Linked DNA regions of Mus musculus: region 2 is linked to region 1. A link is a loop called in an ENCODE intact Hi-C map of the cell type or tissue named here. Cell type or tissue: left cerebral cortex. All regions are shown on one strand. Each heading gives the region's core, and the rest is flanking DNA. Links, peaks and the distances in the headings are about the cores only. Region 1 holds the start of Asb6 (ankyrin repeat and SOCS box-containing 6). Region 2 overlaps Ptges (prostaglandin E synthase).

The links. Peaks named below come from ENCODE experiments on the same cell type or tissue, not always from the same donor. Only the 100,000 strongest peaks of a DNase experiment are listed, where the experiment ranks them.
Region 2: a loop joins it to region 1, with 2.0 times the contacts of the local background. A loop is called at or near these places in 3 of 42 quality-filtered maps.

The regions. Positions count from the first base shown.
Region 1 is chr2:30,821,004-30,835,776 of GRCm38, reverse strand. It overlaps Asb6 (ankyrin repeat and SOCS box-containing 6), which reads left to right and starts at 7,477. Exons shown (of 6, transcript NM_133346.2): 1 at 7,477-7,703; 2 at 8,679-8,854; 3 at 10,016-10,122; 4 at 10,217-10,325; 5 at 11,050-11,136; 6 at 11,273-12,680. The coding sequence starts at 7,591. The coding sequence ends at 11,937. It overlaps Ntmt1 (N-terminal Xaa-Pro-Lys N-methyltransferase 1), which reads right to left. Exons shown (of 4, transcript NM_170592.3): 4 at 12,744-13,415. The coding sequence ends at 13,159. In left cerebral cortex, for the core only: CTCF peaks have their summits at 6,246 (motif pointing right), 7,386 (motif pointing right) and 8,204 (motif pointing left); DNase peaks (open chromatin) are centred at 6,270, 7,447 and 8,150; H3K4me3 peaks cover 1,456 bases; H3K27ac peaks cover 845 bases.
Region 2 is chr2:30,875,697-30,890,469 of GRCm38, reverse strand. Ptges (prostaglandin E synthase) reads left to right here. Exons shown (of 3, transcript NM_022415.3): 3 at 1-999. It overlaps Prrx2 (paired related homeobox 2), which reads right to left. Exons shown (of 4, transcript NM_009116.2): 2 at 11,879-12,060; 3 at 10,800-10,978; 4 at 9,223-9,675. The coding sequence ends at 9,540. Among named protein-coding and RNA genes, the nearest start is that of Gm52550, 20 kb to the left of the region's middle. In left cerebral cortex, for the core only: a CTCF peak has its summit at 4,901 (motif pointing left); DNase peaks (open chromatin) are centred at 4,070, 4,429 and 4,774; H3K27ac peaks cover 1,311 bases.

The DNA of each region.
Region 1 (14,773 bases), core at 2,607-10,606:
CTGGCTTCCAAGATCCCCTCGAACCTTCTTCTCCTGAGAGCTGTGTTAGAGACCTGTGGTGTGTGTCCACCGTGCCAGCTGCTGCTGGGCCCCTTCCCCTGACAGGTTCAAACACCCTGCCTCTAAATCCCGTTCGTAGTAACCATCAACAAGAGTTTTGTGGTCTGTTTATGTGTTTTGAGACAAGGCCTCATTAAGAAGACCAAGCAAGCCTCAAACTCTCAGAGACTGGCCTGCCTCTGCCACCCAGCACTGGCACCAAAGGTGTGTGCCACCAAGCCCAGCAGCGACTATCAACAATTCTATTGAGGGCCTTCCACGTGGTGTTGGGAACAGGGCAGGCCTACAGAGGCGCGGCTGAGCCTGAAGTAAGGAAACCAAGGAGACAAAAGGGTGTGTATGTGGGGGGAGGGGTCATGGTATAATATAAGCAAACAGCACCCAGCAAAGAGGACCAGCCAGAGGCAGCTAGATGGATGCTTAGGTCCAGACAGACCCACAGAGCACCAGCTAGCCCCACTCACCCCAGGCGGAAGGCGCAGTCAGCTTTCTCATCGTCGTGGTCTTGCCTTGCTGTGTCTTACTTTCCTGGCTACACCAGAGAGTTCAGGTGACATTTAAAAATCTCTCACCCTTTTACTACAAGGTCCTGGACATCCATACCACAAACACGTACTAGCCCAGTGCTCCACCCGCTGTGAGCTGGCAGGGTGACCCTGTGGGGAGGAACCAGGCAGAGTAGCAGTGCTGGGTCTGGCATGAGGAGGAGAGGGTCCCAGCTGTCGGATGTGCACAAAGCTGTTTTGAAGGTGGTCACACAGAAGGAACTGGGCTTTCAGAGCTGCACTGGATTTGGGGGGGGGGGCAGAGATTACCCGAGGCAGCCTCACAGGCAGGCGGCCTAGAAATCTGCTCTCTTCTCAGAGCCAGGCTGCAAGTGGCTTTGGTCATGGTGCAGGATTCTCAGTCGTCAAGGCTGGCCAAGCATACACCCTTCCTGTCCTGAGGCCTGACCTGCTTGGGCGGGGGGGGGGGGGGGGGGGGGGGGGGGGGGTATGCTCTGCAGGGGAGACTGTTGCTTGGGCTCCCCTTTGGGTCTGGGGCCCACATCCGAGACAGCTTCAGCCTCAGAGGTCTAGCTCCAACCTGGTGCCTGCAGGATACATTGTAGCCTCCCCATAGTAGAGCTCCACACCCCACACCAGCCAGTAAGAAATAACTGCTCCATGACATCATTCCAATTGAAATGGCGCACACAGGATGGCTAGACAGTGTGCAGATAAGCCAAGGTCAAATTGGTATGGACAGTCTAGGTTCGGCCAAGGGGGTTAGCTTGCTTCCCTCTTGTCACCAACACAGAAATAACAGAATCTATGCCCGAGGGTATCCAAAGGCATCACCTCGTGTCAGCCAGAGCATGACCCTGGCAAATGCTGGCTATGCACAGGACTGGTGCCAGAATCTGGTGACTTCTTACCTGTAAAATAGATGTAAGGTTTATTGTGCTTGAATTTTTTCTATGCTAGGGTCTCAAGTAGCCCAGGCTGGCCTTGAGCTTGTCACAATCTCTCAAGTGGTGATTTTTATGTACCCCTGAGGATCGAACCTGGGTCCTTATGGTTGCTAGGTAAGTGCTCTCCCCACTGAGCCACAAACTCAGCCCCAGACATACACCTCTTGACTACAGTCAAACTCCAGAGCATGCCTGACTCGTGGCTCTCTCAGTTCTGCTCTCCAGTCATCTTCCTGGTTCTCTGACCCCTACCCCGTCTGTGCTGTCACAGTGTCCCTCTGGGCTTGGGTTCCAGTCCCTGCCTGCCTTGTCTCTCCCCTTCTCCATGTGTCTAAGGAAGCAGCTCCCTTCTCTGCTGAATTCTCTGTTCCAGCAGAGACATGGACTGGGGGAAAGAAGGAAACAGCAGGCCACATATTGATTCCAGATGTGGCCCTCTCCAGCAATTTAATTAAGTTCCCCAGACAGCCAGGAGAGGTTCTTAGTGATCAGATTTCCTGGCTCCCTCCTCCAGCAGCCATGGGCCCACTGTCTCCCTGACGGATGGCGACGGGTCCTTCCTGCCCTGAGTCAGCTTCGCCAACAGGGTAGGGCACAGATAACTGGTCTTCCCAGGAGCAAGTGCCCCTGGCCCCAATTTCTGTCCATCCCTCCTTCCCCTACCTCCAGGGGTCCAAGCCCTCTTGCTGGCTCTTGGCAGGCTTGGTCAGGCTCTGCTGAGCAGGCAGAGGGTGCCAGCAGGGCTCTCTCCTAAGAGAGGCCCCCCACCCACCCATACCCTGTGCTTGCCAGAGCTTCAGGCCAAGTAGGCACCAGTGAGCCTCTGTGATGGGGGAACCTCTGGGGCCAGGACTCTGAGCCACTCATCTGCCACCAACGGAGTAAGCCTCAAGTCCTCTGTGCAGTCTGACCACAGCGCAGATGGCACAGAGGTCGCGGTGACTTGGTATTTAGGCAGATCTTTTGGGGACAGGTCTGGGCCATGTTTGCCAGTTGATTACCCACACAGGGACCTGGAAGTCACAGTCTGCAAATCTGGCAGACCCTGAAGGACCCTGAGAGGAAACTAACAAATCTCCTGCTGCATCCATTGCTTGGGCGGATAGGCTTTCAAGCTGAGCAAAGGCCAGCCAGAGCCCAGGCCCACAGTCCGTGCTGTCCCCTGGCCAGGGTCCCTGGGACTCTATGTACTTCATCCCTGTTCTCCTGGGCTTCTGGGTCCCTGGGGATACAGCAGCTGGGGGAATTAAAGGCCTGTGCTTTGTTTGGAGATGCGGAAGATGCCATGGGGCAACCTCTCAATATACACATCATGGTCACAGACTGCCCACCAGGGAACTAGCCTGGGCCCAGCTCAGCTATAAGTGACCACCCCAGAGCTCCACACTGTGACCCCAAACCACAGACCATCTGCAGGGGCTAGAAGGTAGAGCAATTGAAGCTAGACTGGTGTCTCACCTTAGAGAGGGGCTCTGGGCAGATGTCCCAGGAGATGGGTAGGAAAGCTCAGTCAGCTCCCAGTGCCTCAGTTTCCCCTATGAGCCTACAAAGGGAACTTATAAATTAGGGCCCTCTGTCTCCTGCATTAGAACTGGAGCTGAGGGCTGGTGAGATGGCTCAGTGGGTAAGAGCACCCGACTGCTCTTCCGAAGGTCTGAAGTTCAAATCCCAGCAACCACATGGTGGCTCACAACCATCTGTAACAAGATCTGATGCCCTCTTCTGGAGTGTCTGAAGACAACTACAGTGTACTTACATATAATAAATAAATAAATCTTTAAAAAAAAAACTGGAGCTGAACAGGACCAACTACAGTGAACCTGCCACTCAGTGTCATAGGCCATCATAAGGGCGGGAAGTAGGAACAGAAAGGAGTGGACCAGAGGGTGGTGACCATTACAGCAGTTCAGAAATAGGCTGAGCTCATTGGCTCAGCGCCTCAGTCCCCACACATACCCAAAGACTGAGCTCAGACCCGTCCTCCATGGTGGGTGCTGTAGTGGCAGCCATGATTTTCAAATAGCTCACCTGATGGACAGTAAGGTTCCAGTTACATACAAACCCCTGAGGAAGGATGTGGAGGGAAAGCAGGGTGCGAAAAGGGGAACCACTCCCAGCTGCCCACCCAGGGCCTTCTGAGGGACAGCTGGCTAAAGACCAGTCTCCTATGGGAGCCACGAAGGACTTGGGATGGGGCCAAGGTACCACCTGTCCTGGCAGCTGCCCTCCCCAGGCCCAGGTGACAGAGCCAGTGAACGAAAATGAATTATATGTTGTGTCTGAGAAAGTGAGCCGGGGTGTGTGTACCTGTATGTGTGTGTGTGGAGGAGGTGAGAATAATTGTGAATACTCCTATGCCCTAGAATGTCCGTCCATGTGTGAGATAGTGCATGTGAGTCTGAGCAGATATAAGAACAAGAGCATGTGTGTGTGTGTGTGTGTGTGTATGTGTGTGTGCGCATGTGTATCTATGTCTGTCAGTCTGTCTGTCTTCCCAAGGATCAATGAGAAACCAGTCCACCCTCAGGCCAAGGCTACTGTGGATACTAGAGGCCTTTCTCCCTCCACAGAGCTCAGGACTGTTTGCCACCCTTGAGTCAAATGAAGGTTATCACTCCTGGCTTGGGGAACCAGGAGTTGAGGAGCACTGAGGAAGTGACCTTGGTGAGGATGTTTCTTGACAGGGTCTGGAGAGGGGAACAAGGTTGACTGAGCTGGACCAAACTTCAGCCTCAGATGCAGGAGGTGCACACAGGCTACTCCTTACCCACAGCTCTTTTCTGGCTTCAGGTCTCTTGTAGGATATATTCACTGCAGAAAAAAGCCATACAAGTCCAAAGAAGGGTAGGCCAGCGAGATGGCTCAGTGGATAAAGGAGCTTGCTGCTCAAGCTGAAGATCTGAGTTCAATCCCCAGGACCTACATGGTTGGAGGAACCAACTTCCTAAGGTCTCTGATGTGCGCGTGTGCGCACACACACACACACACACACACAGCTTTCTAGATATTGAAAGAATTTTTTTGATCTTTCTTTTTTTTTTTTTTTTAATAGAATCTCATTTGATTGTTCTGGCTGGCCTGGAACTCAATATATAGTCCAGGATGGATGTGAAAACATAGTATTCACTTGTCTCTGCCTCCTGAGTGTTGGGATTAAAGGTCATTGTTGTCATTATTGATGGACAGGTAGAGAGGCTAGCCACTTCTTCTCATGCTTGTTGACTTTTCGTCTGTGATTCACCTATGCATATCCTGTGCCTATATCCTGTAGGAAATGTTTACTGTTTTATTGATTTTTGGAAGTTCTTTATATATTAAGGTTACCTCTGTACATTATTCAGTGTAACCCCTAAACTTCCCTGGGGGAGTAAGGAGGATGCACAGACCTTTTCAGGGTCTAAGGACTGTGTTTGTCCCTCACATGGCTGAGAAGTTTTGGAGTTGGGTGCCAGGATGGAGCTTGTCTAGTCAGGCACAGAGGGAGCAGTGGTGAGGAAAAGAGAGGGAAGGGTCAGAGCTGAAGGCAGGGGCTCTGAATGACAACTTTAATGGAAGGCAGATGGAGGAAACAGGACCCCTTGCTGACAAGAGGGGTCAAGGGGCATAGGGCTTTCTAAAGACAGGAGCCTGGGTGACTGGCTGGCAGTGGAGCCTGGCTCCTCTGTGAGATGCCTAAGGGCTATGAAAGGGCAAAGGTCAGTTCCTCCCTCCTGCAAGTCTAGACCCTCTAAAGATCCAAAGCCAGAGAAGCTAAAGGGACTGTGTGAGTCCCTGGTGGCTTATATGTACCGAGGTCGGATAGACTGGCTGACAGTCTACCCTGCTGTGCTTCCTTGGGCCAGCTCTGAAACCTTGAGCCACATTCCTGCTTGTGAAAAGGAACAATCCTCTTAATCTAACGGCTTCACAGCATCAGTGTGAAGAGGGCTTAGCCCAGTGCTAGGACCCGAGGAGGGCTCCAATAAATGCAAGTTAATTCTCATGTGTTCTATGTGTATTTACACTAAGTATGCATGTATCCACACGTGCTGTATGTGTGTAGAGGTCAGAGGACAACCTGTAGGTGTCTGTTCTCTCCCTCTGCCATAGGGTCCTAAAGACTGAACTCAGGCCACAGGGCTTGGTGGCAAGCCTCCACCTCCTGAACCAGCTCAGCAGCCCAGTTCTTCTTACTCTGCCTGTCCCTTCTCTCAGACACTGGTGACATCAAGATGCCTTTCATTGGACCTCGGCCTGTGAGAGCCAGGCAAGTGATCAAGTCAGAGGTGAAGACTGGCTGGAGAGACGGATCAGCCATTAAAGGCTAGGCTAGGGGAAGATGGTGAGGCCAAGGCCAGAAGGACCACACCTAGATTCACCTGTTGCATGGGGTTTGTATTCTGCCCTCTGAGTTCCACTGAAGCTCTAGTCTGGGGACCTTCAAAGTGACCTTATTTGGAAGAAGGGTCTTGTAGATGTCAGGAGGCTAAACTACTGCTATTCTGGATCAGGGCAGCCTCCAAAGCCAAGTGCTGGAGCCACTGAGGAAAGGAGAAGTGACCTGGACAAAGGCACAGACCCAAAGCAGGAAGCCACGATGTCCAGTCTTCATGGTGCTGGGTATGGAACTCGAGGCATTCTGCTCGGTGAGCCAACTCCCAGGCCCAAAGGGGAACTTTTTTTTTTTTTTCCCCATGAATAGGGATGTTTTGCTTGCATGGCCATATGTGCATCACTTTTGTGCCTGTGCCCACAGCGTCCAGAAGAGGGCACCAGATCCCCTTGGCCTAGAGTTATGGGTGGCTGTGAGCCACTATGAGGGTGTTGGGAGCTGAACCTGGGCTGATCAAGATCTCTCCAGTAACCTGCCACCCTCCACCCGACTCCTCCCCCCTCTTGGAGATAGAGCCTCACTATGTAGTCCTGGCAGGCTAAGAACAGAACCTAGGTCCTTTGCAAGAGCAGCCAGTATTCCTAATTGCTGAGCCATCTCTCCAGCCCCTGTACAGATTTTTTCCCCATTATTCCCTTAACAACCCAATAAACAATGACCAACCTGGTGTTTACTCTGTTGGGTGCAGAGTCCCATAGAGCTGAAATAGGTCATGAGAGGAGCTGTGTACCCATTCTGTGTAAGATCCTTGGCCACTGGGTTTGGTGTCCTGGGCTATCCTGGAACCAAGCCTAGCATCCCAACACTTGAGAAGTGGAGGCAGGAAGGCTCTTGGTTAAAACAAAGAAGAAATTTTGTTCCAAGCCAGTAACTCTATGGCAGATGGCAGGTGCCAAGCAGAGAGAACACAAGCCCCCATAAGGGATTGGAGCTACACCTATGATGGTGCAGCCTCAGGACCATTGACACCTCCCCATAACTGACCTTTTTAGAGTCATCAGGGCCTTGCCGCAGGACTCAAAGTTGCAGCCACTCAAATTTGCGTAGGGGGACGCTACCTGGTACAGTCCTTTCTGCTATGTCAAAGCTTCCTCCTGCTCAGGGTCTAGGCAAGTGATATTATGCCAATTTTCCAGATCAGGACATGAAGGTTCACAGAGTCCCTCCAGTGAAAAGTGGGAAAAGTGGGCAGCCTGTTTGGCTAGGCGTCAAGGGACAGAGAATAAGGAACTGCCCCCAGCGTCTGTGGGGAAGAGTTGGGGTGCAAGATCCTCATTACGCCACTTGGTCTACACAGTGGAGAAACTGAGGTGGTTGCAGCCTTTCCTTAGAGAGTGGCCAAAGTCAAGTAGGCTGCAGAAAGTAGTGTTCAGGCTCCGAATAGGGCCTGTGTCACCTCGGATTGGAGCCAGTCAGTAGCGGGGCCGCATGCCCCGTCGGAGCTCAGACGCCCTTCAGCGGCCTCGCGGGGAATTTCAGTGCGGGGCGGAGCCGGACAGTGATGATCGCCGCGAGGTCCTCCCCGGCGGCAGGGGGCAGTGTGACTCACATGCTCCCTCAAAGGCCCGCACGGACCGGAAGTAGGAGTGGTAGGATAACTTCCGGTGCGGAACTGGGGCCTGGGAGGATTGCTCACCGGCGCGGGGTCTGAACCGGTAGATCGGGAGGTGGTGGCCTGTGGGTGTCGGAACACGCGGCCGACGCCATGCCGTTCTTGCACGGCTTCCGCAGGATCATCTTTGAGTACCAGCCCCTAGTGGACGCCATCCTTGGCGCCCTGGGCATCCAGGATCTGGAGCGGCAGGAGCCCCTGGATGAGTAAGTCGCTGCGGTCCTCTGTGGTTGTCGCAGCGGGAGTGGGAGCTGCGTGGCCGCGAGCTCGAGCTCCAGCCTGAGGCGGGCTCGGAGTGTCTTGTAGGGCAGAAGACCCGGGCCTCTGCTGCCTGTGCATGGATGCTGGAGACGTCCTGGCTGGGGCCGACCGGACTTTCGGCAGACAGCAGGCCTCTCCGAGAGCCTCTGGGGAAGCAAGCCGGTGTGGTCCGTGTGCCCTGTGCAGACCTCCTTGGGTACTCGGAGCGCTACGCCTTCGGAGTGCTTGTGCTACAGAGACAAGCGAGCACCCAGACCGGCATCGCGGTCTGAGATGCAGAGTAGGGTGGGGCAGAGGAGCTAGCAGTCTCACCAAGGATGTCTTTTCTAAACCACATCAGCCCTTTCCTCTGCGGCCTACTCTGTAAATGCAGTGCCAGGCGTTTTTAAGAACTCGGAGGCGGGGCCGCAGGGCTGCACAACAAGGCGCTACTGCCCTCCTTTGGCGGAGCCCAGCATATTTAGGAGGGCTGCCCCAGATAAGCGTTTTGTGTCCGGGCGTTGGTCAGATCTTAGGGCCCACCTGTTGCAAGAGGTCTGGTGGGTGAGATTAGGGCGAAGAGCAAGTAAGGCGCGTCGTGGCCAGGTGACTCTGAAGGTGGTGTTTGGGCCGTTGTCAGAGCTGGGGTAACATATGGAACAGCGTCCAGGCCCAAGATGCACTTAGTAGGTAGTTTTGTCTAGGAAGGGTGAGAGCTTTAGGGCTACCCTCAAGGTGGTGTGAGAGAAGATGGGGCAGAGCCAGCACTTTGACAGCATGCTGAAGGATGGCTTTGAAATCACTTAATGCTTTTGACCAAGAAAGAGTTGTGCCCCACAGAGCATGCGCAGCTTGTGTGGATGCTTGTGAAAGGGCACACAGGCTAGGGCCACTGGCCCCCGTGAGTTCCCACTTTCTCTGTTCTGCCTCTTGGTGCACAGTTCTGCTTCCAGCGAGGAGAGCCGGATCCTGGTCCTCACGGAGCTGCTGGAGCAGAAGGCTCACTCTCCATTCTACCAGGAAGGCGTGAGCAATGCGTTGCTGAAGATGGCTGAGCTGGGCCTGACCCGGGCAGCTGCTGTCCTTCTGCAGAGTGGGGCCAACCTCAATTTCGAAGGTCAGCAGCATCCTGAGGATGGGGGTGGGGTGAGGAGGACTAGGCAGCCAGGCCCAGCCACTGCTTTTCCTCCGGTCTTTGGGGTGACTTCCCTTGTTCTTTTCCTGTGGGTGTCTTTCTGGGGGCTCTTAGCGCCTCTACTCCCACATCTTCCAGATCAATCCTTCTACCATGTAGAGAATACACTGGCAATGCCCAGAGCTAAGGGCAGGTGATTTCTCTGCTCTGAGCTGTCCTGCAGGTTTTGCTCTGGCCCTAGAGGTGGGAAGATAAGCCACACTGGGCATCTGTTACAGCAGGCTGCATAGGTTCTTTACGCATCAGGAATGATGAAGGGCCAGCCACCTGTCCTGCCATTGGCTGTCACCCCTAGGAGGTAGGAGACAGGTAGGGCTGCCTATGAGCTTGTGGGGGTCAGTGCTGACCCCCACACAGGCCTTCATGCCTTTCATTGGAAAACAGGCTCAGAGACTACAGGGAACTTGGGAATCCTACAAGCTACAGATGTTGGGGAGGGGGGGTTATTCCAAAACCCATCCACATTATGGTCAAAGGGCCTGGCTGTGTGATACATGCAGAAGGCTGAGGCAGAAGGATCTCTAGCGACCTTGTGCTACCTAGCAAGGTCAGGGCTGCCAGAGCAAGGTAGTAGGGACCCTGGCTCAAGAAAACAAAGGCTGGCCTAGAGAGATGGCTCAGAGTGTTAAAAGCACTGACTGCTCTTCCATAGGTCCTGAGTTCAATTCCCAGCAACCACATGGTGGCTCACAACCATCTGTAATGGGATTTGGTGTCTTCTTCTGGACAGTTACAGTACACCCATATAAATAAAATAAATCTTTACAAAACAAAACAAAACAAAGGCTGGCTGTGCTAAGCTGGAGCATGAAGCCACACTGCATTCTCCTCAGGAACAGCCCTGAGGGGGAAATAAGCAGAAAGGAGCCGATACAGATGAGCTGTAGCCTACAGGAACACACCAGGACAATGCAGATAAGCTGTAGCCTATGGGAACACACCAGGACAAGGCAGATATGCTGTAGCCTATGGGAACACACAAGGACTTGATCTACACACCTGAGAAAGGGGTGCTGGGGCGAGGCTCTGAGGCTAGGTCCCGAACCTTCAAGAACAGACTAACCTGAACTTCTTTGCCTTCAGACCCTGTTACCTACTACACAGCCCTGCACATTGCTGTCCTGAGAAACCAGCCTGACATGGTTGAGCTGCTGGTGCGCCACGGGGCTGACATCAACAGGAGGGACCGGGTAAGGGCCAGCTCCAGGCTTGGGCATGTTTGGTAAGTTTACCAAGGAGCCTTGCAGGCTCCGGGCAACATAGCTGCTGTCCCCTTTGGCTCAGATCCATGAGAGCAGCCCCTTGGATCTGGCCAGCGAGGAACCCGAACGCCTGCCCTGCCTGCAGCGCCTCTTGGATCTTGGAGCAGATGTCAATGCAGCTGACAAGAATGGTAAGAGAGACGCTGAGAGGTTAAGAGCACTGCTGCGGGCTGGAGAGATGGCTCAACGGGTAAAAGCACTGACTGCTCTTCTGAAGGTCATGAGTTCAAATCCCAGCAACCATATGGTGGCTCACAACCACCCGTAACAAGATCTGATGCCCTCTTCTGGTGTGTCTTAAAAAATCTTAAAAAAAGAGCACTGCTGATCTTGCAGAGGATCCGGCTCAGTTCCCAGCACCCACAGGGCAGCTCACAACTGTCTGTAAATGTAGTGTCAGGGGATCTCGAGACCTCATAGCGCACACAAACATACATCATGCAGGCAAAGCACTCATACATAAAATAATAAAACTTAAGTGCTGGGGTGGAGGGCTGGCCATCCCTGGGGCTGGACACCTGTTAAGGGTTCAGAAAAGACAGGCCAAGTGCCTGGGTGCTGGCCCCAGTCGATGGCATGGCCACACCTGGCATACGGGCAGAGGGTGGCAATTTGCCTGAGTCCAGCACCCAGCGACTCTGGAGAGAGTGTGGTCACTGTCTGCACACTGCCCCAGGAAGCATCTTTAAGAGGTGAGTATACCCAGCGTCTGTGTGTGGATGCAGGCGGGTCTTAACCTTGCTTGGCCCTCTTATTCCTGTTTTTGTGTGGATGAAATCAAGCCAGCCGCTCTTCCCTCGGCCTGAGAATCCTGCTTCCACCCTCCTCTGGGCCTCACCTCCCTCCTCTTTGTAGGGAAGACAGCTTTACTTCACGCCCTGGCCAGCAGCGATGGTGTGCAGATCCACAACACAGAAAACATCCGGCTCCTCCTGGAGGGAGGTGAGGTTCCCTGTCTGTCCATAGCTGTGGCTGCTGCTCCTCACCCCCCCCCCCCAACACACACACACACACATCTACACCATTGTCTGGTAAGGGCTGCTGGTCACCTCTCATTTCTGTTCCCATGGCTCTTCAGGGGCAGACGTCAAGGCCACCACCAAGGATGGGGACACTGTATTCACCTGCATCATCTTCCTGCTCGGTGAGACTGTCTGTGGGGACAAGGAGGAGGCCCCGATGATCAACCGCTTCTGCTTCCAAGTCACGCAGCTCTTGCTGGCCCACGGTGCCGACCCCAGCGAGTGCCCGGCCCATGAGTCCCTCACGCACATCTGCCTCAAGAGCTTCAAGCTGCACTTCCCGCTCCTCTGCTTCCTGCTGGAGTCCGGAGCCGCCTACAACTGCTCCCTGCACGGTGCATCCTGTTGGTCTGGCTTCAACCTCGTTTTTGAGAGGCTCTGCTCGCACCCGGGCTGTGCCGAGGACGACAGCCACATTGAGCTTCTGCATAAGGCTGAGACCGTGCTGGACCTCATGGTGACCAGCTCCCAGAGGCTGCAGCTGCCTGAGAACCTCAACATCCACCCAGTGGGTAGCCTGGCAGGGAAGATCCAGGCCCTTCATGCCTCCCTGAGGCAGCTCGAGAGCTACCCGCCACCTCTCAAACACCTGTGCCGGGTGTCCATCCGGCTGTGCCTGCGACCGTGGCCTGTGGACACCAAGGTCAAAGCACTGCCCTTGCCCGACAGGCTCAAGTGGTACCTGCTCAGTGCACACAGTGATACCCAAGACACTTGCTGACAAGTCCCAGGGTGGAATGATCTGGGGTACCTGAAACCAGCCTGAGGATAGACCTGGCACCTATAATGGCCTTTGGGGGAGGGGTCCCTTTTATCTGGGAAAGGCCTGCCCTTTACTGCTATGAAACCACTAGGGTGGTGCCCTGGAGGCCAAAGGCATGGAAGGCTGCTCCAGGGAGATCCCCGCCCCCTCCCTCTCAGTGTTTCACAATGGGAGGGGCCAGTGCAGATGGGATACAGCTGCCCTCTGTATTAGGAGCTGACCAGGCTGTGCACAGGGAATGAGGCCCAGGCCCCTCAGAGCCCTGGCAGCTGTGGTTCGTCCCATGGCGGAGGCACATGCCTGGGGTTTCCCAGGACCAGTGCCAAAAATCCTGGGCCATTCAGTAAGGCCCTACCCATTCATTCTGCCGCCTCGGGTCTCATGATGCCTTTGAGGAGCTGGGGACAGAACTGAGGCGGCCACAGGCTGGTCTTCTGGGTTAGAGGCCTGCCCAGTCCTGTGGTGGTCAGGGCTCTGGCACTGTGGTTGGTGGTAGCTCTGCTCATGCCACACCCAGGTCTCGGGGCTGGTGCCTTCTGTTTAAAGGCATCACGAGCACAGCAGGATTTATGAGGGGCCCAGAAGACACTGCTGAGGCCTGAAGCTGGCTCCACTCTAGTGCCAAGCCCTCACGAGATCTTCGCAGTCAGCTTGGCTTTTGGGAATGAGCAGAGATGATTAAATATATTTATAAGATTAAACTCTGTGTCTTTGTATGACAATTTGGCACGCTCAAGCGATCTGACATACATCCACACACAGACTGCCTGGGGCATCTGAGAATAGGACTCACCCTTTTATTGGCTGTGTCAGAGAGGAGCTCCTAGGAGCTGCAGGCTGCTGTGACCCATCACCAAAGAGGATATGGGGCTGTGACCATTTCTGTAATTGGTACTGTCTGGCAGGTACCATGTGTGGCCTGGCTGTCCTGGAACACAGCAGTCCACACATTGAGGTCCCTAGGCAACCAAGTGAAGTCTTTCCCCTCAGGCAGCTAGACCAGCGGTGACCAACTCTGCTTTCCATAGCCCTGTGGGAAGTTGCCAGGGTGCTTTAGAGTGACAGGGCTGCAGTGCCCCAATCCAGGGCACACCTCCCCTAGGGCTTGACCCTTCCCACTGGAGTCAATGGTGTGTCTCTTGGCCTGCCAGCTGCTGGCCCCCAGCTCTGGCCCTGGCTTCATCTCAGGGCAAAGCTGTAGACATGGTAGATCTCATCTGGCAGGTTCTCCTGGCGCTCCTCGGCCAGGAGGCTGAGGCCTGCAGTGCGGATGATCCGGCGGACCACCTCAAGGTCCCGGCACACACTGCTGTCCACATCGTCCAGGATCACACCCTCCTGGGCCATGTTGTCCTTGATGACGATGATGCCATTGGGGCGCAGGCCCCGCTTGCAGCGGCGCAGAAACTCAGCCAGGTGCTGATCCGTCAGGTGGCCTGGGGAGAAGCGAGGCGTGAGCGTGCCGTATGTGTGCCCTCAGCACAGGCCAGCAAGCGTCTCTCTCGATCTTAAGACCATCTCATGCCAAAGGAGGCCAGAGTTCTGACGTTATCCACACAAAAGCAGAGTCAGAAGCTGGGATTTAAGCTGACTGGGTGCCCTCCAGCCCTGCTCAACACCTACCCATCATACCACACACCCTTCCCAGGCCTGGATCGGAAGGTGGAGCTGAAAGCCCCTAAACAAAAGGGCCAAGCCCACAGTGTTCACAGCAGCGCTATCTATGTACTGTACTGTACAACCCCCCCACCACCCCCCCACCCCCCCCACCCCCCACCCCCCCCCCCCGTGAGAAGGCAAGTGTTACAAGGTCAGCAGCCCTATGCTTAGCATTCCAGATGAGCTGTTAGGTCACACAGGCATGGCTCCTGTACTGGCTGGTTTTGTATGTCAACTTGACACAAGCTGGATTTATCACAGAGAAAGGAGCCTCAGTTGAGGAAATGCCTCCATGAGATCCAGCTGTAAGGCATTTTCTCAATTAGTGATTAATGAGAGACAGCCCAGCTCACTGTGGGTGGCGCCATCCCTGGGCTGGTGGTCCTGGGTTCTATAAGCAAGCAAGCAGGCTGAGCAAGCCAGGGGAAACAAGCCGGTAAGTAACACTCCTCCATGGCCTCTGCATCAGCTCCTGCCTCCAAGTTCCTGCCCTGCTTGAGTTATTGTCCTGACTTCCTCTGGTGATGAACAGCAACGTGGAAGTGTAAGCTGAATACATCCTTCTCTCCCCAGTTTGCTTCTTGGTCGTGATGCAGGAATAGAAACCCTAAGACACTCCACAACCCCCACTGCAAACAGCACAAGTGCAGTTACATCCCTGGCCTGGCTGGGCTGTGCACCACGACACTCCACCACTTGGCAGGAGTTTAGGTTTGAGGCCGATCTAAGCTATAAGGAGCTATAAGGAGATTGAAATAGACAGATAGTTAGGGCTGGAGAGATGGTTTGGATCAGAAGCACAACTCCTCTTCCAGTGGACCAGGGTTTAGTTCCCAGCATCCACAGGTGATTCACAGCGGTCTGGAACTCCAGATCCAGGGGATGGTGCCCTCTTCTGGCCACTATGAGTACTGCACACACATGACAAAGATTTGCAAGTACTCATATAAAAATTTTAATTTTTTTAATTCTAATTTTATTTTTAATTAATCTACTCTTACTTTTCATGTGTATGTGTATTTGGCCTGCATGTAGATATCTGTACCATGTGTGTGCCTGGTGTTCACTCAAGCCAGAAGAGGGCACTGGATCCCCTAACACTGCAATTGACAATGGCCATGAGTCACCATCTGGG
Region 2 (14,773 bases), core at 925-8,924, 56 kb before region 1:
CTTGCCCATCCCCTGGCACTGCAGTGGGAAAGGCACCAAGCAAGGGACAGTGACAGCCTCATGTGGGGTAAGAAGGCTCAGTCCTCTGATCCCTGCTGGGCAGGGAGGTGAGTTACGCTAATGCTGGCCAGGATGTATAAAGAAATTCAAGTGTGCACACCTTCAATCCAGCACACAGGCAGGTGGATAGCTGAGTTGGAAGCCAGCCTGGTCTACCCAGTGAGTCCTTGTCTCAAAAGCAAAGAAATCAGTACCTGTGTGCCATGGTATGAAGTTGAAATTGGAGGGGTGGGAAATCGGGGTAAGAGGGCCATTAAGGAGGCCGAGGTACCCTTTCTATGTTCCAAGCAGGAGAGAGGTGGGGACAGTGGTTTCAGCAGGGTGTCACTGGGCAGTTGGCAGGAGCAGAGACAGGACCTAGTGGCTTGTTCTGATCCAGCCCTCATGATAGGGAATACAGGGAGTGATCTCCTGGCTGCAAATCTGGACTCAAGACAGGTGGCTCCAGGCCACAGCACAGAGCAAAGCACTGTCCAGGGAGGCAGTGTGGCTGGTGCCACCTGCCAATCCAGCCAGAGGCTGCAACACAGCACCTGCAGCCCTCAAGCCCTGCTACCACAGCAGCATCTCTTGCATCTCTCGATTCCTTTTTTTTTCTGACATGGTCTCTTGTCTGAGGCCATTTGTGGTGGCTTGAATAGGAATGGCCCCCCAATAAACTCATGTGTTTGACTGCTTAGCCCATAGGGAGGAGTGGCATTATTAAGAGGTGTGGCCTTGTTGGAGGTGGTGTGTCACTGTGAGGTGGGCTTTGGGGTCTCATATGCTCAATCTCAGCCTACTGGGGCAGTCCCCTGCTGCCTTCAGATCAAGTTGTAGAACTCTGATCTCCTTCTCCAGCACCATGTCTGCCTTCATGCCATGTTCCCACCATGATGATAAAGGACTAAACCTCTGAACCTGTAAGTCAGCCCCAATTAAATGCTTTCCTTTATAAGAGTTGCTGTGGTCATGATGTCTCTTCACAACAACAAAACCCTAAGACAGCATCCATTTCCCCGATTTCCCCGAACTCCACCCAGACAAGGCCAGTCCTATCTGACCCTAGGGTCAAACACTGGTGTGGTTGGGCTCATGGGGTCCCAGGGTGGAGTGGACTGAGCAACAGCCTAGAATCCCAGACATAGGAGCTGGCCAAGGACTTAATGGGCCTCTAAGAAGCTGGGAAGCCACAGCTGTCCCAGTGTCTTGGAACATGTCCTAACCTCTGAGTGGGGGGGGGGGCAGTCAGAGCCAAGTTGGGGTTCATATAAACTCAAGGGCCAGTAGCCAGCCTGGCTGTCTGCATGTAGGTATCGTGCACGCGCATATGTGTATGTGTATACATGTGTGTACACATGGTAGATATGTGGAGGTCAGAGAACACTGGAGAGAGGGGTCAGTTCTGTCCAGCCATCTTGTGAGCCCAGAGACTGAACCGAGATCCCTAGGCATGGTAGCAAGTGCCTTTAACTGCTGAACTGTCTTGCTGGCCCATATACTCTGTGGTTTCCCGCTCTGGCCATGCATTTGCAACCATCCTGAGATTTGAGGTTGCAGACATGTGCCAATGGCATTAAGTTCAGTATTGCCTAGCCATTCCTGGACACTCTGCCATCTCTTCAGTCAGCCCTGGTTGTCAGGTAATTAACTACCCAGGATGCATAGCGTGTGCTTACCGGGACATAGTCATACGTGAATCCCTTTTGGAATTTCAGACTAGTGCCACCATACCAGCTCACATATATTTCATCTTGTAGCCCAGGGTAGTCTATAACTTACCATGGTGCCTAGGCAGGTCTAGAACTCAGAATAGGCCAGGCTGCCTCCAACTCAAAGCAATTCTCCTTCAGCCTCGCTAATGCTGGACCTCACTGGGTTCACAGCCTCTCTAGCGTTGGACCTCACTGGGCTCACATCTATTTTTAAAGTCTCATTCCTGTAATCCCAAGAGTAGAGACAGGAGAATTAGGGGTTTCTATGTTAGCTCCAGTTATATGGATTTTGAGGGGTCCGTACTTAAGACTCTTGAAAGTCAAACAGCCAGACGTGGTGGCACACACCTTTAATCCCAGCAATCTCTCAGGAGGCAGCAAATGACAGATATGTTGTGTGACACAGTGGCACAGGCGTGGGGTCCCATGTACTCTCTCCTTAAAGTGTATGTCCCTTTGGCGTGCTTTCCTTTCTCCCAGGAAATGCTGCACAGCTGCATGCAGGGCATGCAATGTGGGTGCAATGCACCAGCACCAGCCATGGATTTGACCCATGTCACTTTGCAAGTCTGAATGGGGAAATTAAGGAGTCTGTGGGTTAGTTGTTTTTGTCAACTTGACTAAAAGTGAGGGTCGTCTGGGAAGAGGGAACCGCAATAGAAAAAAAAAATTGCCTACGGGTTGGGCATGGTTTCTGTAGGCAATTTTCTTGACTTCTGATGGGCACTGTGGGTGTCTAGCCCACTGGGGGCTGTGCCACCCTGGGGCAGGAGGTCCTGGGCTGTATGTGAAAGCAGGCTGAGCAAGCCAAGGGGAGCCAGCCAATCAACAAGCAGCACCCCTCCAGGGTCGCTGCATCTGCTCCTCCAGGGTCGCTGCATCTGCTCCTGCCTCCGGGTTCCTTCCTGATGGACTGTAGTAGGCTGTGAGGTGAAGCAAACCCTTTTCTCCCACAAGCCACTTGTGGTCACCGTGTTTATCACAGAGGGAGAAAGCATCCCGGTGGCTTCTCTTTCTGTTCACCAAACATAAACTTACAGCACAGAATTATTCTGTCTTTTATTTTTGTCCTATCTGTTGACAGTCTAGAAATTGGCTGTTTGTTTAGTTAGACACGCTAGTTTATTAAAAATTTAAAAAAATATTCAATCTCTTGCTACCCCCTAACTCTTCCCAGGTGTACCTCCACCTTCCTAATCTTTTCTTCTTTCCCCTTCCTCCTCTTCTTCTTCTTCTTAAAAAAAAAAAAAAAGCCAAAAACAAAAAACAAACAACAACAAAAAACAACCCACCACCTCCAACCCAGATGTGATAAGCAGTGTTGTCTGGACAAAGAGAACTCCTTCTCTTGCTCAGACAGGGACTCTGGTTGACTTGAAATTCATTATGTAGACCAGAGATCCGCCTGCCTCTGTCTTCCAAGTGCTGGGATTAAAGACCTGGGCCACCATGCCTGGTGGGAGGGAGTAGTTTTTCAAGGCGTATTTAACTTATTTTCTTTGGGGGAATTCTTATTTTATGCATGCTTGCCTGCCTATGTGTCTGTGTATCATGGGTGTACACTGCCCAACAGAGGCCAGAAAAGAGTGACAGAATGAGTTCTCCTTGTGACCCTAGACAGGAGTCACAAGTAGTTGTGAGCTGCCATGTGGGTGCTGGGAACTGAATCCAGGTCCTCTGGAAGAACAGCCAGTGCTCTTACGAGCTAAAGCCTCTCTCCAACCTCTAAAGACTCACTTCATTTGTAATTCTGCACACTTAGCCAGGAGCGTTGACACATCCCTTTCTAGCCCCAGCACTTGGGCAGCAGAGGCAGGTGGATCTCTGAGTTTAAGCCCAGCCTGGTCTACAGAGGGAGGTCCAGGACAGCCAGGGCTGCACAGAAACCCTCTCCCCCCTCCCTCTCCATCTTCCCCCTCCTCCTCTCTCTCCCTCTGCCCTTCCCTCTTCCCCTTCTCTCCCCCTCCCACTCTGTGTGTGTGTGTGTGTGTGTGTGTGTGTGTGAGAGAGAGAGAGAGAGAGAGAGAGAGAGAGAGAGAGAGAGAGAGCATGCACGCTCTCTCAAGCATTTGGGACCAGTGGCTCCCCTGGAGCAGGAGTTGGGAGTTGGGCGCTGGAACTGAACGGGGGGGGGGGGTCCTCTGTAAGAGCCGCACCTTTTGAACTGCTGCAGCCTCTCCATCCCCACAGAGGGAATGTTTTGACTTCCTCTGTGTCTACCCCTCACTCTATGCTCCTCCACAGTAGCAACTGCTGAGCATTTGGCTCAGTTGGTAGAGAGCTTGTCTAGCTAGCATGCACAGAGCCCTAGGATCCGCCCCAGTACCACCTAAGCCAGGTGTGATGGGGCATGAAGTGCCTTGCTCAAGGCTCTGAGCCACATGTTGGGGTCTTTTGCTGGTTTCTTATTTTTTTCTTCAAGAATCTCTGTTTCTCTCTGTCTCTATGTCTCTTCCTCCCTCCTTCTCTCCCTCCTTCCCTCTCTCCTTTGTTTGCTATAAGAAATAAAAGCAGACACAATGTCCTCTTTCCTTGGTCAAATAGGCAAAGCCAGGGGAGAATGGAGTCCAAGTCCTTCTGGGCTGGGTTGGGGCCCCAGGTGCCTTGGCTCTATAGAAAGATGATCGCCTGGGACGGGTGCCCAGGAAGCTGCCCACACAGATCTGCAGCCAGGCACAGCGGGGACAGAACTGTTTAAATAGTTTCGGCTTTGCAGAGAGGGCGGCATGCCCCTCCCTCAGCTTCCCAGAGCAGCATGTGCAAACGATTAAGTCGGTTTATTTTCTCTGGAGTGCCAGAATGGAAGTGACACTGACATCCTCCTGGTCACCCGTGGGAACAGGGCCTCCAGCATTTCTCAATGTTAGCATGTCTGGGGCCCACCTTGCAGGCCCCCACTCAGTGGGACCCCATGTCTACAGCAGACAAGCCAACCTTCAGGGTTTTTGTGGTATTTTGTCTCTGGGGACTATAAAGTAGAAAGTTGGCAGGCCTGGGGGTAGGGTGGGGTGGAGAGATGGCTCAGCAGTTAAGGACATCTGCTGCTCTTGCAGAGAGCCCAGGTTCCAAACCCCCACATCAGGTTGCTCACAACTGCTGAAATTTCCAGTTCCAGGGGAACTGACGCCCTCTTCTGGCCTTCACAGGCACCTGCAGCTCCACCATGCACACACAGCAGGCAACATACAATACATATAAATAAAAATAAAATTTAAAAATTTAAAATAGAAAGATGGAATATCTGCTATCATGTCTACTGTTAGGTGGTAGAGATGGAGCCCAGGGCTTTGTGCACACTAGGCAAACAATCTGCCAACAGAGCCACACCCAACCTTCCAGTACCTTTTAAACAAACATTGATGCCCAGGGGATATAGGGATGGCTCAGTGGTTAACAGTGCTTGTTGCTCTTTTAGAGGTTGGATATTTGGTTCCCTGCACCTGTATCGGGCAGTTTACTGAATAATAACTCCAATGGCTTGGGAATCTGATGCCCTCTTCTGGCTTCTTTGGGCACTACACTCACATGTGTGTATGTGTGCACGTGTTCATACACACAGAAACCAAACAAAACAACCCAGGTGATGCCCATGAGTGTGGTGGTACATGTCCACCACTCAGGAAGTGAAGCTAGAAGATCTGGAGGTCAAGGTCCCCCTGAACCCCAGTGTGCCCTTTGCATAAGAATAGGCAGTCTAAAGTGCTGTGCTTCCTGGAATGTGAGCTAGAGGTGCAGCTATGGGGAAACCAGGCCAGTGCAGGAAGCACATCTAGATAGGCTATGCCAGTGTCCTGGAGGGCAGCTTGACCTGCCACTGCTGGGCAGGTCATCCTGATGGAGAACGGCCAGCCGTCTTGCTTTTAGGGTTGTCCTCGGATGTCTTTTAGCTGCAAGGCTGTACTCTCCCTGGGATTGCATGGGGCAGGGAGGTTTCATCGACTTTCCTTGTCTGCAGACCCTCCTAAATGATGACACTGGCTGGTGGCACGTGGCTTCTGTCACCCCACTTCTGTCTGTGAATGGGATAAAGCCTGTTAATGGCCTCAGCTGTCAGTTCTGTGCTGTGAGTCTGCCTAAGATCTCAGAGCAGTGGTGATTTTTTTCAAGGCTCAAAACAATCTTTTTAAAAAGATTTATTTATTTATTTCAAGTATGAGGGTACACTATCGCTGTCTTCAGACACACCACAAGATAGCATCGGATGCCCATTAGAGATGGTTGTGAGCCACCATGTGGTTGCTGGGAATTGAACTCAGGACCTCTGGCAGAGCAGTCAGTGCTCTTAACCACTGAACCATCTCTCCAGCCCCAAAACAATTTTTTTTAATGTATAAGAATGTGTGGTGGCGCACACTTTTAATCCCAGCACTTGGGAGGCAGAAGCAGGTATATTTCTGAGTTCGAGGCCAGCCTGGTCTACAAAGTGAGTTCCAGGACAGCCAGGGCTACAGAGAAACCTGTCTCGGAAAAAAAAAAAAAAAAAAAGAATGTGTATCTCCACATGCTGGTGAGGTTGTGGAGAAAGAGGAACACACCTCCATTGCTGGTGGGATTGCAAGCTGGTACAGTCACTCTGGAAATCAATATGTCGGTTCCTCAGAAAATTGGAAATAGTTCTACCTGAAGACTCAACTATACCGATTCTTGGGCATATACCCAAATAATGCCACACCATGCCACAAGGATCTGTGCTCCACCACATTCATGGCAGCCTTATCTGTGATAGCCAGAAGCTGGAAACAATCCAGATGTCCCTCCACTGACGAATGGATACAGAAAATATGGTTCATTACAACGTGGAATACTATTCAGCTATTAAAAATGAGGACATTGTGAATTTTGCAGGCAAATGGATGGAACTAGAAAATATCATTCTGAATGAGGTAACTCAGACCCAAAAGGACATGCATGGTATATAATCACCGATAAGTGGATATTAGCCAAAAAGAACACAATGCCTAGCATACAACCCATAGACTGTAAGAAGTTTAACTAGCAAGCCAGGCGGTGGTGGTGCATGTCTTTAATCCCAGCACTTGGGAGGCAGAAGCAGGTATATTTCTGAGTTCGAGGCCAGCCTGGTCTACAAAGTGAGTTCCAGGACAGCCAGGGCTACACAGAGAAACCCTGTCTTGAAAAACCAAAAGAAGTGTAACTAGCAGAAAGGCCCAAGTGAGAATGCTTTAATCCCACTTAGAAGGGGGAAGAAAATATTCATGGGAGGCAGAGGGAGGGAGAAACCTGGATGGGAGAGGGGATGGGGAGGGAAAAGGGGAACAGATCAGGTATAGAGGGGAGGGCATAGGAGAAGACCAGAAGACCAGGAGAATGAATAGAAATAAGCAGCCTTGGGGTTGGGTGGGAAGTGGGGGAACCCTTAGAAAGTACCAGAGACTCAGTGGGGGTGACCTTAGCCAAAATGTCCAACACTGGGGAGAGGCAACTTAAAGAGTCCACCTCCAGTAGTTAGCAGACAGGACCTCAAGTAGAGGGAGGCCCTCAATCCCACAGTCAAAATTTCTGACCCAAATAAAGAACTGCAGGGACAAAAATGGAGAAGAGATGGAAGGAAAGGCAGTCCAATGACCAGCCTGACTTGGGATCCATCTCATTGGAGGACACCAAGGCCTGACACTATTACTTTTTTTTTTTTAAGATTTATTTATTGATTATATGTAAATACACTGTAGCTGTCTTCAGACACTCCAGAAGAGGGAGTCAGATCTCGTTACGGATGGTTGTGAGCCACCATGTGGTTGCTGGGATTTGAAATCTGGACCTTCGGAAGAGCAGTCGGGTGCTCTTACCCACTGAGCCATCTCACCAGCCCAACCTGACACTATTACTAATGCTATGATGTGCTTACAGACATGAGTCTGGCATGGTTGTCCCCTGAGAGGCTCTACCAGCGATGACTGAGACAGAGGCAGATACCTACACCCAACCATTGGACTGAAGTCGGGGACCCCTATGGTTGAATTAGGGGAAAGACTGAAGAAGCTGAACGGGAGGGTGACCCCATAGGAAGACCAGCAGTTTCAATTAACCCAGACAACTGAGATCTCTCAGATACTGAGCCACCAACCAGGTAGCGTATATGGGCTGGTCTGAGGCAGCCAGCACATATATAGCAGAGGTCTGCATGGTCTGGCCTCAGTGGGAGAAGATGTACTTAATCCTTGAGAGACTTGAGGTTCCAGGGAAGGGGGAAGCCTGGATGGGAGCACCCTCTCAGAGGCAAGGGGGAGGAGGAATGGGATGAGGAACAGTGGAAGGGGGGATCGGGAGGGGAGCAATGACTGGAGTGTAAATAAATGATAAAATAATTGAAAAAGAAAAGACTGTGTATCTCTTTTGCATATGTCAAATGAGTTCAGATGCCCACAGAAGTCTGAAGAGAGCATTGGGTCTCCTGGAGCTGGAATGATGGAAGATTGTAAGCAGCTCAGTGTGTTCTGGGAATTAAACTCAGCTCCTCTGGAAGAGCAACAAGTGATCTTAACTACAGAGCCGTCTTTCTAGCCACGTAATGCTCAGTTTAAATTATCAACTTGATATAATATGGAATCACCTACGGAGAAAAGTCTCATGAGGTGTTTTCTGGATCAGGTTGCCTGTGGCAGACTGTGGCAGACTGTCTTGATTACATTAAATGATGTGAGAAAGCCGGGCGTGGTGGCACACGCCTTTAATCCCAGCACTTGGGAGGCAGAGGCAGGCAGATTTCTGAGTTCAAGGCCAGCCTGGTCTACAGAGTAAGTTCCAGGACAGCCAGGGCTATACAGAGAGACCCTGTCTCAAAAAACAAAACAAAACCAAAAACAAACAAACAAACAAAAAGATGTGAGAAGACCCACCCATTGTGGGCAACACCATTCCCTACGCTTGGGGGTGGGGACTCTAACATACATGTGGTGTCCCTCTCTGCTCTTAACTGTGGATGTGACCAGCTGATGCAAGATCCTGGCACCTTGACTTCTCCACAGTGCTGGCTGTCTCCTGGAATGATGAGCTAATATAAATCCTTTCTCCCTTCAGTTGCTTTTTGCCAGCATATTTCGTCCCATCAACTAGAAAAGAAACTAGGGTACCCTCCGTGGACGCCACACTTCCACATGCTCAGCAGCAAGAGTCTAATCCCTGCACCCCTCTCCACACTCTAGGAATGGTCACCCCTCTTCCACACCCCCATGGAGTGAAAGGGATGTGCCCTGGCCACCATCCAGCAAGACTCCTAAAGAAGCCTTTTGCCCTTCCTCCTGCAGGAGGACCACACCCAAAGCACTTGTCAGGCGTGCAGGCTGCGAGCCCCACTGTGGCTGCCGAATGAGCCAGCCCAGGCCAAGTGTTGCTGTTAGACTTCTGTCTACCAGGAGGGCTAGAATTCAGGCCACCCAGGTCCTGCCTGGCATCCTCTGGGAGCACCCTCTGGGAGCACCCGTCTTGCCCTTCTGAAGCCTCGTGGAGCTTACGAAAAATGGTTTTATTCCTTAAAGACAAAAGCTTTTTGGTTTTAATACATAAGTAAGTGAGTTCCTTGGCGGACTCCAGCTCCGCCTTCTGGCCAGGCCACTCCAGGGGCCTTAGGCCACAATCTCAGCCACCATAGCAGTGACTTGTTCAACTGCTTCCAGCACCCAACAGGCCTCTGGAACTCAGGAAGCTGTGATGGAGAAAAGGCACGGGAGAGGCTGCCCAGTTTGTCTGAGGACAGAGACAGACAAGGCTACTGCCTTTGCTGCAGTCTGCCATTGGGCCAGGGAGGAAGCTGGACCCAATGCACAGTCAGTTCACTGTGGGCACCTGGCTGTGGTGTAGGCTGAACTCTTTGGCCTTGAGGCGAAGGCTGGCGATGCTGTTGGCCATGTTGACTCCAGGAGTTGCAGGACTTGAACCTCCGGGGCTATAGGGAGGCACGGAGCTGGGGAGACAGGAAACACAGGTCCCAGTTGGTGGGTCTGGCTAGTCTTACTTCCCCTGATGAGCTCAGGGTAGCCCAGGCCAGGGTTGCAGGGTTGGGGGAGGAGACAAGCTTCCAGACATAGCACTTGGTCAAAAGAGCCTCACCAGTGGACACCACTATAATCCCAACACCTCTAGTGCTGAGGCAGGAGGATGGCCCAGGCTACAGCGTGGGATGTTTACCATTTATTTATAGACATTCCTCTCTGGATTGTGACCCTCCTGAGAGTGGGACATGTGCCCAGTACCCTAGTACTACTCTGTGACCAAGCGCTTCTGGGTGAGAATAGGTCAGGGAAGGGGGTTGGAGATCCAGGGGGCCCACAATACCCCCTCCCAAGGCTCACAGCTCCCACAGAGCCTGCTATACTGGTGAGGAGACAGAACTCTGGAAGCTATAAGATCTGGTGGCCCAATTAGCAATCTGTCTTTCCCTCCTGGCCATCTTGGAGGGAGCCATTATTTTTTAAGATTAATCTTATGTTTTATTTATATGTATGAGTGCTTGCTTACATGTAACTCAGTATACCACGTGAGTATTTCCAGCCCAAGGAAGGAGCTTTTTTTACTTTATTCTTTCTATCTATCTATCTATCTATCTATCTATCTATCTATCTATCTATCTATCTATCTATCTATCTCAACAATGCCACTCCTCTGCATGGCCCTGGACCTTGCCAGAACCACAGGACAGAAAGACTTGCCCTCAGTACTCCCAGACTCTGTTTCCCGTCTGGAGATGGACAAAGAGCGCTGGGTCTAGCCTGAAACTCTTCCTACAGCTTTCTAGCTATCTCAGCGTGGAACCCACTTTGCTCTTCTCCAGACAGGCCTGGCTTCCCCGCTGTGTGTACATATAGACATGCATATCAATGCTCATGTGGACATACACACGCTTATGATCCCGTGTGTACGTGAGCACTCACATGCAGGCTCTTGAATACCCACACGCACTGTCATGTAAACACACACTCATCCATACACCATTCAACTCTCTACAGCTCCCCAGAGCGGTAGCCTTAAAGATCCCATGGGGGTGTGTCTAATTGCACTTGTTGATACAAAGGAGTCCCCCACTCTCACCTGTAGGGGGAGGATGCTGGCCAGGATAGATAATCTGGGCTCATCGTGGTAGGTCGGGGGGCCACAGGCTGTTCAATGGCCGCCTCCTGGCCATAAGACTTGAGCAACGAGGCAGAGCGGGTAGCCAGCATGGCACGTTCATTCCGGCGAAACTTGGCACGGCGGTTCTGGAACCAGACCTGAGAGGGAGAGTGTGGCGAGCAGGGTCTGGTGGACTTTGAGGAGACCGACATCCTTGTGAATTTGGGAACACACTGGTGCCACCCCGGACCTGGGCTGGTGGCTTCATTTTCTGACCCTCTCCTGACCCTTCCTTTAGAATGGGGGTGGTCAATAGTGCCTGCGTTACGTGCTGGGAAGTCCAACACATAAAAACCAAAAACAGCCCAATGGACAGGTGAGCCCTCTGGTCCTGTGGTTAGAAGGGACACACAAAGTAGAGCTTTCTCAAAAGCTTCCCACTCAGCATGGCTCTAAGGTCCTAGCAGTGTGTGTGTGTGCTGTGTGTACGTGCACATATTCATATGCACACACTTACATCTGTGGGTGTGCGGCAATCAGTGGTCAGCGGTCAGTAGTGTGCATCTTTATTTCCCTCCACGTTGTCTTTTTCTATTTATTTGTTTGTTTTATTTTATTTATTGAGAAAGAGTATCACTGAGCCTTGAGCTTGCCTGTTCTAGACTGGCTGCCAAAAATCCCCCAGGGTCCTCTTGTCTCCACCTCCCCAGCACTGCGGGTGCACGCTGCCCCCTCTCAGCTTTTTACACGGGTGCTGGGAATCTGAACCCAGGACCTCCCGCCATGGCAAGCACTTACCCACTGGGCCGTCTCCCACCCTGGCTCTATATTTTTACATAAGCATCGGCTCCCTGAACCACAGCATAGCCTGCACTGGAGATGAGCTACTCATTTGCAGGGTTAGACACTGTTTGTGAGGTTTCCATCTGAACTTCACTGTCCTGGCTCCAGGTGCTCTGAGCTAACTGTCTCCACTGGCAAGTGCCTGTCCTTGGGTCACCACGGGTCACCAGCCTGGATGTGGGCTCCTTGGGAGCCTCTGGGTGGACCCCACTTACTTGGACACGTGCCTCACTGAGGTTGACACGGCGAGCTAGCTCTTCACGCACAAAGGCGTCAGGGTAGTGTGTGCGCTCAAATACACGCTCCAGCGCCTGCAGCTGGCTGCTGTTGAATGTGGTTCGATTCCGGCGCTGCTTCTTCTTTCGTTTGGTGCCACGGCCGGGGCTGGGACAGTCACCTGAGGAAAGGTGGAGGGTCAGTCAGTACAGAGGCTGCACTGTGTACACAATGTTCCCTGTGCCCTATGGGGGTCCCTGTGGCGCTGTCCAGTGACATCCATAGGATCAGCCATCTGCTCCTTTTACACTGGCTTTCCTGAGTCTCCTTCTTCAGGTAGCCTTGGACCTAGGGGTAGGAACGTGTCCTCTTAGCTCATCTTTGGTCTATCCATCTAACTCACCCACCTGCCAATCTGTCTGCCCATCCAAGTATCCAGCCACCCATATATCCAGCCACCTGCCAATTTATCCACCCATCTACCTATCCATATATCCATCCATCCACCCACCCATCCACTTGTCCATCTATCCACTCATCCACCCACCCGTCCATCCATCCATCCATCCATCCATCCATCCATCCACCCACCCACCCACCCACCCACCCACCTACTTGTCCATCTACCTACCCACCTACCCATCCATCCATCTACCCACCCACCCATCCACCCACTCATTATTCATTTGAGACAGTGTCTTTCTCTGAACTAGAGCTAGACAGACTTTGTGGCCCCCCCAAGCCCCAGGATCTGCCTGTCTCCACCCTGTCCCCAGGATCTGCCTGTCTCCACCCTGTGCCCAGGATCTGCCTGTCTTGTCTCCACCCAGACCCCCGTGGTGCATGTGGCTTTCCACATGGGTGCTGGGGATCTGAACTCAGGTCCTCATGCTTGCCTAGCAGGGACTTTACCCACTGAGCCAATACCCAGCTTCTCAAATGTGTGCTTCAATAGCTAGGACACACCACTTGCCATGATGCCCTGTCCAGTTGACACAGGAGGGGATGAAGCAGAGCAAAGGACCCAGGTCCCTCCAACTCATGCCCCTCGGTTTATAAGACTGCAAAATACAGCATTTAAGAGTCAACAAGCACACAGCCATGCCCTGTGTGCTGTGGCTTTGAGTGGTCTGTTTTACTTACTAAGATTCTGGAGCCTTCCAGCTCTGTTCTGCACACTTGACTCTGCTTTCCCTCCCGTCCCTCCCTCTATCTGCAGAAACCAGTTTTTAAATTAATTGTTGCACTAACCCTGGTCCAGTATTGTCTTTTCAAGTATAACACAATATGTGTAGTGTTTCCTCTCTCATTTCAGGGTGTCGTTTGCGCTATCCATGTTTTCCCTGTGTAACAAACTTTCCAGGGCTCATTCACTCAGTTAGTGAATGGGCCCTAGCGCTTAGTCCCCACACAACTGTGCTGCAGACTGTTAAAGGACCCTCATAGTAGACACTTGGTGCATTTCGAATCTTTGGAAGCTAAAAGAATCTTCAATAAGTTGCCCCATAGTAAATCAGAAGGTTTTTTTTTTGTGTGTGTTTTTATTTTTTGTTGTTGTTGTTGTTGTTTGTTTTTTTGCTGTTCACGTGTGCTGCAGATTCCTAGAGGTGGGAGTTCTGGCCAATGAGTACACGTTAGACGTGGCCCACTGCTGTTGCGTGGAAGAGCTGACTCCCTGAAAGATGTCTTCTGACCTCCACGGGAGCAGTATGGTGCATGCATATCCACCCAACTACACACACACACACACACACACACACACACACACACACACACAGGGGGGGTTTCTCTGTGTAGCCCAGGCTGCCCTGGAACTCCACCTGAGTGCCGGGATTAGAGAAGCATGCCCCCACACCGGGGCCCCTAATCCCACTTTCCCTTTATTTATTTGTTTACTCCTGGGGATAGAACCAGGCCCCATGCTGGCCAAGCACTCACCACTGAGCCACAGCCCAGCCCTGCAGACTTTTTTCTCACTGGTGTGACTGGAGTTAAGGACCTGCTCCAGCACATCCGTCAGAGTGCTCCCCTACCCCCATCCCCCTGTCCAGGCACTCTGTTCTAAAATGGCAGCAGGAGCTAGGCTGAGGGACCCTGGCATATCAGATGAGCTTACACTCAGAGTTTCCCCTCTTTGGGAAAAACTTGCAAACATGAGCCAAATGTAAGGGGAGAGCCAGCCAGAATGGCTGGTGCACACTGGCCTTGTCACCTGTCCCCTCCCCCTGCTTCCTTGTCACTCCACACCCCTGTCTGGTCTTAGGAGAAAAGGCTAAGATGGATGAGTGTGCCTGGTGCCTGGGAATGTCCCCATCCCCACCTCCACCCCCACTCCACCTCGCCCCCACTTCACCCCTCCCCTCCCCCACTCTACCTCTTGATGGGAAAGAAATCCTAAACCAAAATAACTAAGGCCGGGCGCTGCAAGTCAGGTGGTGAGCAAGAGCCCAGAAGTGGAGATGGACGCCTGTGGAACATGAGCCATCCCTAGGGCTGACTTCCGCCCTCCTTCAGGCAACGCCACTTGGGCACACACCCAATGCAGGAGGCATTTCAGCCAAAAAAGGAGAGTTTTTCGGGAAGTTCCTGAGCAATTGGAAACTGGGGGTGTTTAAATGAAAACTGGTTTTTTTTTTCCAGGTTTCGCCTCACTGAACAGCAGTGGGAAGAAACAATGGCTCTTGGGCCAGATACACTGGTGCTGGCAGCAGTGACTCCCATCAAAGACTCTCAAAGGCCCAGGCTCTTCCCCATGCCAGCAGGGTTCCCCCCCAGGGGCTTTAGTCATCCCCCCCCCTCCAGGGTCATGACAGCAGGATAGTTGGATGCCAAACACTCCAGCAAAACCAGTCTAGGCCAGAAATGATCCTAGAACCTTTCATGGAAGTCCAGCA